Regions from separate parts of the Mus musculus genome. Here region 2 is linked to region 1. Evidence: chromatin contacts called from ENCODE Hi-C or POLR2A ChIA-PET data. All regions are on one chromosome and are shown on one strand. The core of a region is the stretch at or near the end of the contact, and the rest is flanking DNA. Distances in the headings are between cores, read along the strand shown. Region 1 holds the start of Hoxd10 (homeobox D10). Region 2 overlaps Hoxd3 (homeobox D3).

What was found. Hi-C counts contacts between places; a loop is a spot of excess contacts on that map. ChIA-PET counts read pairs that join two places held with the same protein, here RNA polymerase II (POLR2A).
Region 2: a map of ES-E14 shows a loop between it and region 1 (3-fold over the local background). The contact joins the enhancer-like site here to the promoter of Hoxd10 in region 1. A Hi-C loop is called at or near these places in 7 of 37 maps with a recorded cell type or tissue (ES-E14, T-helper 1 cell, T-helper 2 cell and 2 more). POLR2A ChIA-PET finds 5 or more read pairs at or near these places in 1 of 5 experiments (embryonic stem cell).

What each region holds. Positions count from the first base shown.
Region 1 is chr2:74,688,474-74,693,808 of GRCm38, forward strand. Hoxd10 (homeobox D10) reads left to right here and starts at 3,418. Exons shown (of 2, transcript NM_013554.5): 1 at 3,418-4,251. The coding sequence starts at 3,507.
Region 2 is chr2:74,736,640-74,742,264 of GRCm38, forward strand. All of the region lies in intron 1 of Hoxd3 (homeobox D3), which reads left to right. Among named protein-coding and RNA genes, the nearest start is that of Gm14424, 13 kb to the right of the region's middle. Within about 2 kb of position 3,863, at least 1 of the 3 ENCODE cell types and tissues checked has a DNase peak (open chromatin) inside an H3K27ac peak, as active enhancers do.

The sequences.
Region 1 (5,335 bases), core at 2,168-4,667:
TATTATTATTATTACAAATGGTAATTTCTTGCTAAGGCGACCTTTTAGGTTTTTTTCTGTGGAAAAAAAAACTGCCAGGGAGACAGGCGTCTTGGTACAAATATGGGTATCCATCTTTTTTACGATGCAATGTTGACTTATTATTAATATTAACTGCCCTAAAAGATCTAAAGATGACTTTTAAAAAACCACCAACCACTACATTAAACACTCGAAGCAAAATAAAAGTTGGCCTTTAAAGCTACTGCCTTTCCCTTCCATTTGCTTTGTGTCAGCTCTAAGATCTTAAGGCACATTTTCTGTCCTCCCTTCTTACAGTATTTTCATTTTGCTCATGTTTTAAATTCTAGAAATCTAACATATTGACAGTTTTGACCCCGAGGAATCAGTCTGGAAGCAAAAATTCGAAAGAGAAAAAAATAAAATTTTGAGAGAATAGATTCCATTTTTAAGTTGGCATACACATTTCCCCCCTCTGCCTTTGAGTGAAAGTCTATTTAAACTCCAATCTAATACGAGGTGACTTTGAGCTTGAAGCCATGGAACACTGAAACAGAAAGACCCACACAGAGAAAAGGCAGAGCTTGCCTCTCCCACTTCACTGCAGACTTACCAGCTCTGTAAGGAATTGCTTGTTTTTAGACTGGGTGTTTTCTTCGTGTATAAATAAAGATTATGAAAGGGCATTTGATGGGCATAAAATTCCTGATTAGATTGAACAGCTCTGCATTGCTTGGGATTAGGAAAATTTGGCAGTGGAAACCTGGGCAGCTAGCTCTCCTGGCCGAGATGCAAAGCAACACAATGCCTAAGCGCCAAGCTGGCGTCAGGGGGACTGCCGAGAGCTGTGCTGCGGGCACATTGTTCAGCTCTGGGCATATTTAGCTGTAGCTCAGAATTTGATCGCCACAATGTAAAAAGGAAAATTTTGAGGTGCTAATCAGTGGTTGTTAGGTTTGATCAAGATCTTAGCAACTTAGGAACAAAAGTTCTTTTTCCCCCTATGCCTTACTTAACACCCTTCATCCCCTCCCCAGCTTAAAAATAGCCACCCCTGTAGAAAGGTAATGTTTAAATCTCCGGCTCCACCACCGGGGTGCAGCAGCCAGAGCAGTGAGAGGCTCCAGGCTTTAACCTGACAATGATGTTGTATTTGAACAGCTGCGTAAAGGTTTAAAAGGTCTGTCTCATTGCCACCGTGGAGTTTTTTAAAAGGGGTTATTGTTTGGGCGAGGGCACTGAGAGGAGACTAGCCAATCGGTCCCAAGGCCGAAAATAACCTCCAAGCCTGTTTTCATCAGGCCGGGAGAAATTCCTTTAGGGGAGGGAGGGGGACAAAGGACTTTGCTGGGGTGTGAGTGATTTTTTTTTTTTTTTGAAAAGAGCAACTAGGTCCCCCAGAACGCTGAGGGCTCCTTAAAGAGCATCGAACCCCACAGAAATGTTCTGTTGAGGGGAAAACAGATTTATCCACAAGTTCAGTCTCTGGGCCTGAAATCCAAGGCCAGCCCATTCCTGGGCGAATGTGGGAGAAGGGAACACAGATGTCTTTTCCGACTGGGAGCTGGTTCACGGTCACAGTTTCCGGGTCCGTTTTACTTTCTTGATTGCCGGGAACGGGACCCGGAAGGCCGAAGGACGGCTCCCACACACAGGCAGGGCCTCTGGTCCAGGGCAAGTCTTTGGAAATCAAGGTTAAAGCTCCCTGCTGCTGTCCTAAGGCCCCGGGCTTCCGCAAGGCGGCTCGCCGCCTGCAACCAAAGAAGAAGGGAGGAAGTTGTTCAAGTTTCTCATAAAATTCTGAGTTTCCACGGTGGTTGTGGCAGTGGTTGTTCTTTAATGAGCTGGACCACAACCCCAGACCATATCCTCTTTATAAAACTTTCCCTCACCAGAGGAAACGGAAGACTTAGACTCTCCCTCTTTATTCCCTTCTTGCCCAAACAAAACCTTGTCAAAGAATTTTAGGGATCGTCCAAAACTATAAAATTTAACTTCTGACAAAAGTATAGCTTTTAATATTTGACGATTTGTGTTAAAACAAAAATTGACCTTCTTGGTTAGTAGCGGAGGGGAAAAATCAATAGTATAATTTTCAATAATTCATAAAGCAAACGCCATTATGCTAAATCTTAACTATTAATCTTATCCTTTACAAAGTCTCGATTGATTTGTTAATAAAATATCTTCCCGTTTGTGGCAACAGCGGGTATAACTCTTTAAAAACCTTCAGAAGCAAGAAAATTACCAAGTAGCCCAAGAATGTAGATGAGAATTTTATTGATCGCCCTGATTCTTCTTAATATGTATTAATAAATTCCACAACCCCTTGTACCTTGCACTTGTCAGAAACCAATGCTTTTACAAAATCCATAAAAGGAAAACATATTTTTCTTTGCAGAAGATCTAAATGACAAGTTTGCTTTGCTCTCTCCTCTTTTTATTTTTATTTTTTCTTCTGGCCCGGTTTTCTAAAACTTGTGGAGTCCGGGGATCAGAGTTTTCCCTTTTCTTTTGAAAAAAAATTTCTTTTTCCCTTCCTTTCTCTCTGCCCTGTGTTATCAGGGGAAGGAAATCTGGCTTTAGCTGTTTCTGGGAGCCGGAGAGACGCTTTCGCGAATAGGGAACGGCTGGCGAAGGATTATCTCCAAGCTAGGAAGCTCCCAGCGGCCGGTCCTCAAAGGTCAGGGTGTGGTTACTCTCAGAGTCAAGGCTCCAGGAGCTCGTGGGTGCCGATTCCCCCCCCCCCTTAGTTCTAGCAGAAAGATCTAAGGAGGGGGTAGCTACGGGCTGGAACCATCATCCGAGCTTCGGGTTTGCCCAGCTGCGTGGTGGCCTCTCGACCCTCGGGGCCCTATTCGCCAGTGCTTCCCCGACACCTTGGTCCAATCTTTGCACTGAAGATTTTCACACAGCCCCCTTTGGAACCCTAGGGAGGGATGTTTCCGAACTAGAGAAATCGGACTCACCTTCCTGGCTGCCCAGTACTAAATTAACCAGCCCGCGCCCCTATCCCTTCCTGGGAACCGGCCCTCTTGGGCGCGTTCTGCCTGGGTATGTGCAGGGAGAGCGCTTCTGTGAGCAGGCGCCACAGCGCTCTGACTTTCCTCAGTACGCGTGTCCTCCCGGAGGCCCCTCGAATCAAGCCTTTCCTTCCGCTGGCGGGGCCCGGTGGCCGGGTGGGGGACTCGAGTGGGGCAGGCCGGCCGGCCAAACAAGCCCCGGGAGACAGGCTGGCCGGCAGCAGAGCTCTGGGCCGGTTGTCTCCAACGCGCACTATCACAGGCGCTTAGTAGATGTCGCTGTTGTCCGTGCTTACGCGGCCAGCCGGCCGGGCTGGGGAACACGTGACCTGCAAGGAGGCTGCGGCTCAAGGCCATTTTCAAATCTCATTGGCTTGGTTGTCATGTGGTCGGCAGAGGCATCCACAATTACACCGGGAATGTTTTCCTAGCGATGTCAGCCTACAAAGGACACAATCTCTCTTCTTCAAATTCCTCCCCAAAATGTCCTTTCCCAACAGCTCTCCTGCTGCTAATACTTTTTTAGTAGATTCCTTGATCAGTGCCTGCAGGAGTGACAGTTTTTATTCGAGCAGCGCCAGCATGTACATGCCACCACCTAGCGCAGACATGGGGACCTATGGAATGCAAACCTGTGGACTGCTCCCGTCTTTGGCCAAAAGAGAAGTGAACCACCAAAATATGGGTATGAATGTACATCCTTATATACCTCAAGTAGACAGTTGGACAGACCCGAACAGATCTTGTCGAATAGAGCAACCTGTTACACAGCAAGTCCCCACTTGCTCATTCACCGCCAACATTAAAGAAGAATCCAATTGCTGCATGTATTCTGATAAGCGCAACAAACTCATTTCTGCCGAGGTCCCTTCGTACCAGAGGCTGGTCCCCGAGTCTTGTCCTGTTGAGAACCCCGAGGTTCCTGTCCCTGGATATTTTAGACTGAGTCAGACCTACGCCACCGGGAAAACCCAAGAGTACAATAACAGCCCCGAAGGCAGCTCCACTGTCATGCTCCAGCTCAACCCTCGTGGCGCGGCCAAGCCGCAGCTCTCGGCTGCCCAGCTGCAGATGGAAAAGAAGATGAACGAAAGCGCGAGCGGCCAGGAGCCCACTAAAGTCTCCCAAGTGGAGAGCCCCGAGGCCAAAGGCGGCCTTCCAGAAGACAGGAGCTGCCTGGCTGAGGTTTCCGTGTCCAGTCCCGAAGTGCAGGAGAAGGAAAGCAAAGGTCGGTATGAACAGAGTTGCCACCCCAGCGGGGCGTGCAGTCCGGTAAAACCTCGAAAAGGGAGCGCTCGGGTGCCCAGAGCAGAGCCCGGGCAGCGGAGCCCAGAGCCCATACTCCGCAGGTGCTGCTCCACCCGGCTTTTAGAAGGGATATCCCTGCCTTGAAAGGGTCGGGGCTTCTCTCCCGCTGCTCCGGCCAGACCTGGCCCCAAGCTGATGGCGCCTGGGCAGAGGACAGGCTTGCCGGGTTTATCAGTCTTGAGCCAGATCCGAAATACAACAAAAGAGCTAAAAGGAGACCAGCCGTTTGTAAACAGGGCTCCAGTGCCCGCTTTTCTTTGGCTCAGATTTGCAGCCCTAGTTTTTGCCTTGAACCCAGGGATCATTTTAAGGTAGCCTAAGACACCGTGTTTGTGTTCAAGGGTTTGCACCCCGCATCCTGCGATCTAAGAGGGAAAGGAAATGGTTTGGCCTGTTGGTGCTTGGGTGGGGAAGCAGAGGTAACCTTGGCTTTGTCTGGCGAAAGTGCCGCAGGCTTTGCAATCTTCTACAAAGGGGGCAAAGGCGGAGGAGGGGGAGAACAGATCTGCATTGCCCACCTAGGGCTGGGGTAATGCAAAGAACCAGGGATATGGGTTTCTAAGAAGGAATCTTGAGCCCCCACGCCCATTTCTGCAGTCTGTCCCTCACTGTCTACCGGGTGAGCCACAGAGTTACATTTCTGGAGGAAGGCTTTTGTGTGAGAGCAAAGAAAAATTGAGGAAATTCTGGGGGGAAGGGGGGAACTGTAACAATGCCCAGTCAGGGTGGAGAAGGGATCCCTGCTTCCTCATTATCTCTTGAAACAGCCTGCATCCCTATAAACCTGGTTGTGGATCTCCTTGTCTGCCTAGGAGGGGTGGGTAAGAAGCGGCCGACTTGGGGCCCTGGAGCAGTAGTGAGATACTGGTAGATGAAGCAAGCTATGGTTCTTTCTGGTGGCCTGACGGCTTAGAATGTTTTTGGGGGGACGGAGGAATCCTGTAAAGTTTGCTATTATAGTCACATTTTGTGCAAGCCAGAAAAGTTGTGTAGGAGAGAGAGAG
Region 2 (5,625 bases), core at 2,613-5,112, 49 kb after region 1:
TCTGCCCCCCACTGGCGCCCACTCTGAGACCGAGGACACCCAGGTTTATGATAAATTGGGATCCAGGTAAGCAATTGCATGACAAAATGGAAATCTTTGGGCACAGGGCTGCTTGCTGCCCTGAGCGGGATACTAAATATGATTTATTTTGTGTAATCTGTGATCTTGATTATTGCCAATTGGTGAGGCAGCCCGCAGACCTACATACACTTCTACATATACATTGAGGACGGTGATTAATCGTAACGAGGTGCGCTTTTATGGGGACATTCCCCGCCTACAAAAGGTTAAGAGGACACTACCTTACCAGGCTTAGAGGGTGGCCGGCAGCACTGGGGGGTGCGGGGGTGTTTAGCAGCTTGAGGACTAGGTTTGTTAAGCGGACTAGGGGCTAGGAGTTAGTATTTTGAGGGTAAATGTGTAGTTATGAGAAAGGACTGAAAATAGAATGAATAAAAGGAGACTTTTTTTTTTTACACTGTCACTGCCAAAGTAAGATGGAACATCATATTAATTCTGTATCTTGGGTGCAGGAGGTTGATTTATCCATATTTAAAATAAACCGTGTGGCCAGCCAGCTCCCTGTATTGTTCTGAGAACCATCTCTGCACACTCAGCCTTTACCTCTTGCTGTTGGCTTCCTATGTTCCCCCATAGGAGTTAAAACGTCTCGGAAATTAAAGACACCCCCCCCCCAAAAAAAACTACCCTGAGGAGTTTGAGAGGGTTCCCCAGTGTATCAGCAGCATAGGCTTTGGCTGTTACAATGATGAACAGATTTAGTGTTTCTGGGTCCTTCTCTCCAAATAACCCTACGTGGTGAAAGCTAAATCATATTGGTTCCTGCATTCCTCATATCCTTTGTTGACTTGTTCCTCGTGGCTCCAGGCTAGAAGTGTAGAAGACAAATATCACAGGTCTTTTTCCCAACCAAGGCAAGCGCGAGTGACCCTGTGAGCAGAAGTGGGCCGAATCTACTAGACTACCCCAGAGACCGGAACCCCAAGTGAGGAGGAGAAGCACTGTCTAAATTTAAGTTGGGACAGTCCCCAGTGGGAGGAGGACTGAGGTCCAAAGTCTTAGCCATCAAAGGGAGCAGGAAAAGTTGTTTTGTCAATCAGCTGCACTGGGCTCCATCAGAATTTGAAGTTGGTGGACATTTTTCTTTGCTCATTGCCTCGGAGCTGCAAGCCTGCCAGCTTAGTCAGCTGAATCCAATTACTGCAAGCAGCATTTCATTTGGCCCCATGGAGCACTCACTTATAACTTCCCCGAAATTTTCAATAATCCCCACCAAGGCTCTACTCTGGTCCTATCCTGAAGAGTTTTCCCTGGGTACTGCTGGTGGGTGGGGTGTGGGGGTATGTCTGGAGTCAGATCTTCCCCAACAGCTAGCGGACAAGATTCCCTTCTGCTTCTGAAGTTTCTGGCTGCGAAAAGTGTGTTGGAACTCAGGCAGGACGAAGTCAGCCGGGTTCAGACCACGACAGGGGGGGGGGGCACTCAAAATCCAAAATTAGGCCAGTCCTGCGTGGCTTGAAGCAGGGCAGGGCAGAAAACGCAGAAGAGAGCTCTGGGGGGTTGCAGGGAGGATGTTTTGCTTGTGACCCAACTGACTTGAGGTCCTTTCCCCTATCCACTTCCCAAGACCCCTGTACCCAGAGCTCAGAGAGCACCCCTCACTATAAAAAGCCCAGGCACGAACTTACCAGGTTCCTCAACGCCTGGAAAGCAAAATTTAGCTAAATGCTAAATTTTGGGACTGCGAGGCTCTTCTTCTCAGGGAGTGATCCTATTTCTAAAGAAACCTTCTAAAAAATAAGTAAAAATGATCAAGCTGCGCAGGTTGATGTCTGCCCGTGCTATTGTATGATATAAAACGGTATGGGGACTGAGGCCACCGGTTTGAGCATCCTGATAACCCCTGCACCTACACTGTGTCACCCTCGGGGAGGGGGTGCACCTACACTGTGTCACCCTCGGGGAGGGGGGGCAGCCAAGAGGGTTGGAACATAGAAAGCAGACAAATGAGGAGTCTTCCCCAACACAGGCCATCTTGGGAAGCTGAAGTCGGGCCGCGAAGTTAGGAGTCCTACCGGGCTGGCATCTCTCTGAGGCGCTTCCGTTGGGTGTTCATTAAGAGGTGACTTATTGCAGCATGAGCCAAAGGTCACTTCAAAGGCTTATGGCTACGCTCTCTCGTCTTTAGAAGCTCCCTGGACGCTTTGTGTGGGGTTTTCCCGGGTGCAGTTTAGTGTTTGCAAACTACTGAGTCGACAAATTGCACAGGGCAGATGCAAGAGAGAGACTGCCTCTCCCTCCTTTCACCTGACCAGAGACCGGCTCGTGCTGAGCAGCCGCAGTGGTGAGCGGTTTGGCTTGGTCTTGGTTTGGGGTTGGAGATAGGGAAGGTTGTTGGCTTCTTACGATATTTATAGTCTAGTCCGGACCCAGAACTAAGCAGCCCAGGCCCAGATTGGTGTGGGCATTCTCTAACAACTTCCAGGAAAGCTAGCTGAGCCAGAGAGATAATGTGCAAATCAGGATATAGCTAGAGCCGAATTTCCAGTTTACCTAACTCCCCGTTTACCCGGACCCTGAGGAGGCAGCTCCAGTAACATCCACCCAGGTGCCCTTGCACATCTACCCTCCTTTCCTGTCCCTCTAACCTGTAAGCTTCCTCCTACCTTATTTTAGGGCTTCTCTGAGAGGGCTGACCCACTTGGCTCACCCCCTGGTCCTTTCCTCATGACCAGGTTCTCTCTCCCCTCCCCCATCCAGCCAAAGATTTTTGCCCTCAAGCTCCCCTGGATCCAACTGTGTCTTCATTCTGCTGGGGCCAAAGCGTCTGGAATAGCTGCAGGCACCACATACAATGGTCACATTGATTATGACACCCTTAAAGAGGGTAAAGGCTCTCCTGGTATGTTTGGAAGACAGAACCAGCTGCTACTGAGTTTTCCATTTTGTTCCAGATCTGCTTCCGCAGAACACCAAAGAAAACTGAAGAGCCTACAAAAAGTGTTAGAGATAAAATTCAAGACAATATACATGCAATATTGTGGTGAGTGGGGGGTGATTTAAATAAACAAATAAATAATTTGCTCTACATTTCCATGCCCACCCCCACCCCCTTAACTCAAGATAGCCATCCCAGGATTCATACATCAAGACATAAAACAAAGGGTGGCTTTGAAGTGGATCACCTCAGTGTGAACTGCTGCCTGTTACATGAGAACCGATCATCGGCCTTCAAATTTATGGCGCTTTAATAGAGTGCGTCCGCTGTCTTAAATGCAGGGTATGCTACAGTACTGAGTTATCCCGGCTAAACAGGAGTGATTTAGAATGGGCGTCCTGGGCTTCCCAAAGGGCAGAAGAGGCTCAGGCTGAGAGGGGTCGGGAGAAAGTGGGCAGTCAATTCTCTTCTCAGCAAACCCGCTGAAGACTGGTTTTCCAGAAGTAGCAAAGCCATCAGAGCAAAGAGTGTCACCGCTCCGTTCTACTGAATTAACAAGAATGCCCAGTAAAAGTCGCCGCCTCCAGGATAAGATCCCTGGGTTATTGGAAGACCCGGGTTAGACAAAATAGGGAGTGGAGGTTAGACCAACTTGAACCTCCAAGAATTTTAAGAGAAACTGACACAACCAGTGTCCCATCACCTCCCACTTCTGCCACCCAAGACTGGCACCGACTGACGGTGGCAGTAAGCTATTCACTACCACAGCCGCGCTTGACACATCCAGAGACTGTGGCCTCCCTCCCAGCCCAAGCCTTCCTCTCCGGCGGCCTTCCCATGGCAGCCGCGGGCGGGCGAGCGAGCGAGCGAGCAAACGCCTGGCATCCATCGAGCCTCCTAGAGTCCGAGACCAGGCGGGCAGCAGGTCTGTGGTCCTCGGCCGGGCTTGCGATCCTCTCTTTCCAACTTGGACTGCCGAGCACAGCTGCTACTAGGCCAGGCTGGCGCCGGCCACTTTATATAATCCCCGCAGCTCGCACGCAGGGTGTGTAAACGGGAAAAGTGCGGAGTAGGGGATTCTTTTGCCGTGCTGCCTCCTACGCGGAGCCTGCTTTCCACTTCTGAAAAGTGCCGGGCCTTGGGAAATGTTTTTCTTTTCATTCCTTACTGAAGCGTTTACTGCTGCCGTGGTCACAGTCATAAATTTTGTTACAAACCACAATGACAGGTGCATTGATATGCACCGTGAGAGCTCCAGCTGCTTAATAACCCTGTCCCCTGGCCGCTGTGAGCGCCTTTTATTTATTCGGTATCATATTAGGTATTGATCTGGGCAGAATTAAGTGCAGTGAGCAAGTATCAGGACTCCGGTGCTTCTGAGGCTAGGCCAGCTGGGCGGGCCGGCATGGCTGGAGAGAGAGTGGTGGGAGCTCTGCGAGGGTGCCTGGTCTTCCTTCCGGTTGGAAACCATTTGGCCCTGTCTTGGGGCCTGCCTTTAGGCCTCCAAATTGAGTTGGGTAACTTCCGGGGACTTTGGAAAATGACTAGCCTGTCTGTTTGGTGACTCTTCTCTAAGAGGTCTAGGGGTGCTCCAGGAGACTGAATGGCTGCACAGTCCCATTCCTCGGGTTGGAGTTTGGGTGGGGGGGGGTGGATGGCCGGAGGAGGAGGAGGAGGAGGAGGAGGAGGAGGAGGAGGAGGAGGAGGAACTAAGCAGAAGGAGAGAGGGCAACAGAGGACTACTCCAAAACAAGAAATCCTGATCATCTGCCCCTCCCCCAACTGCCCCCCCCACCAGCATTTGGGTCTTGGTGCTCAAATGAGCAAAGGTACCAAAGGGTGAGAAAAGAAAGCCTTAAAGGGGGGGGGTGTGATGGAAAAGATGAGCCACTGAACAGTTGACCATTGTCCAAATGATTTATGACCCAGTCCTGCTTTTTAGGTTCAAGCAGAGTTCACAAGGAGTAGGGATTTCTGGAAAGAAATAAACTGGGTTCCCCCCCCCCAGGTTTTATAACAATATTCTCAGGTCACCATGCTTTGGAAGAGGGGCTTCTTTAGGGTTCTGTCTGGTGGGTGCTGCAAAGGCTTTTTATTTTTCTTCCCCCAAAGAGAACAACACAGTTACTACCCTTGCTTGTACAGAAATGGACACCAGGCCATGAAGCAGGTCTGGAAATTCCTTACAACAGTGCAAACAGGCAGGAGATGACTCTGGTTGTGCGCTCTAGTTGTACCTCTGAGTCTTTTTTACATAGAGAGTTTTCTAGGGACATGCCACAGAGCAAAAATAATATGTCATCTGTTCCACGGGCTTGCTTAGCTCCTCAAGAATCTATTTTGATGAGACTGGTCCACCATTAAAGACAAACTTGGTCAACAAGGAGGCAGGAGGGGATGTTTTGCTTCCACAGTTGTCAAGGAATGACAAAGCAGCAGCAGTGAATTCTGGTGGTCTCATAAGCCTGACCATTTAGACATCCAGAAGTAAGCAGGATCCCTGAAAAGCCCTAGAATTTAGCAAGCCAGCACACCAGGTTCTTTGGCCTGGGGCAAACATATAAATATTAGTCACAGACTGAGGATTTAACTGTCCATTTGCTGTTTGGTAACTCTAGCAGTCAGAGATTGGTATTGAAAACTAATCAAATGAATTAGTCTAGCTT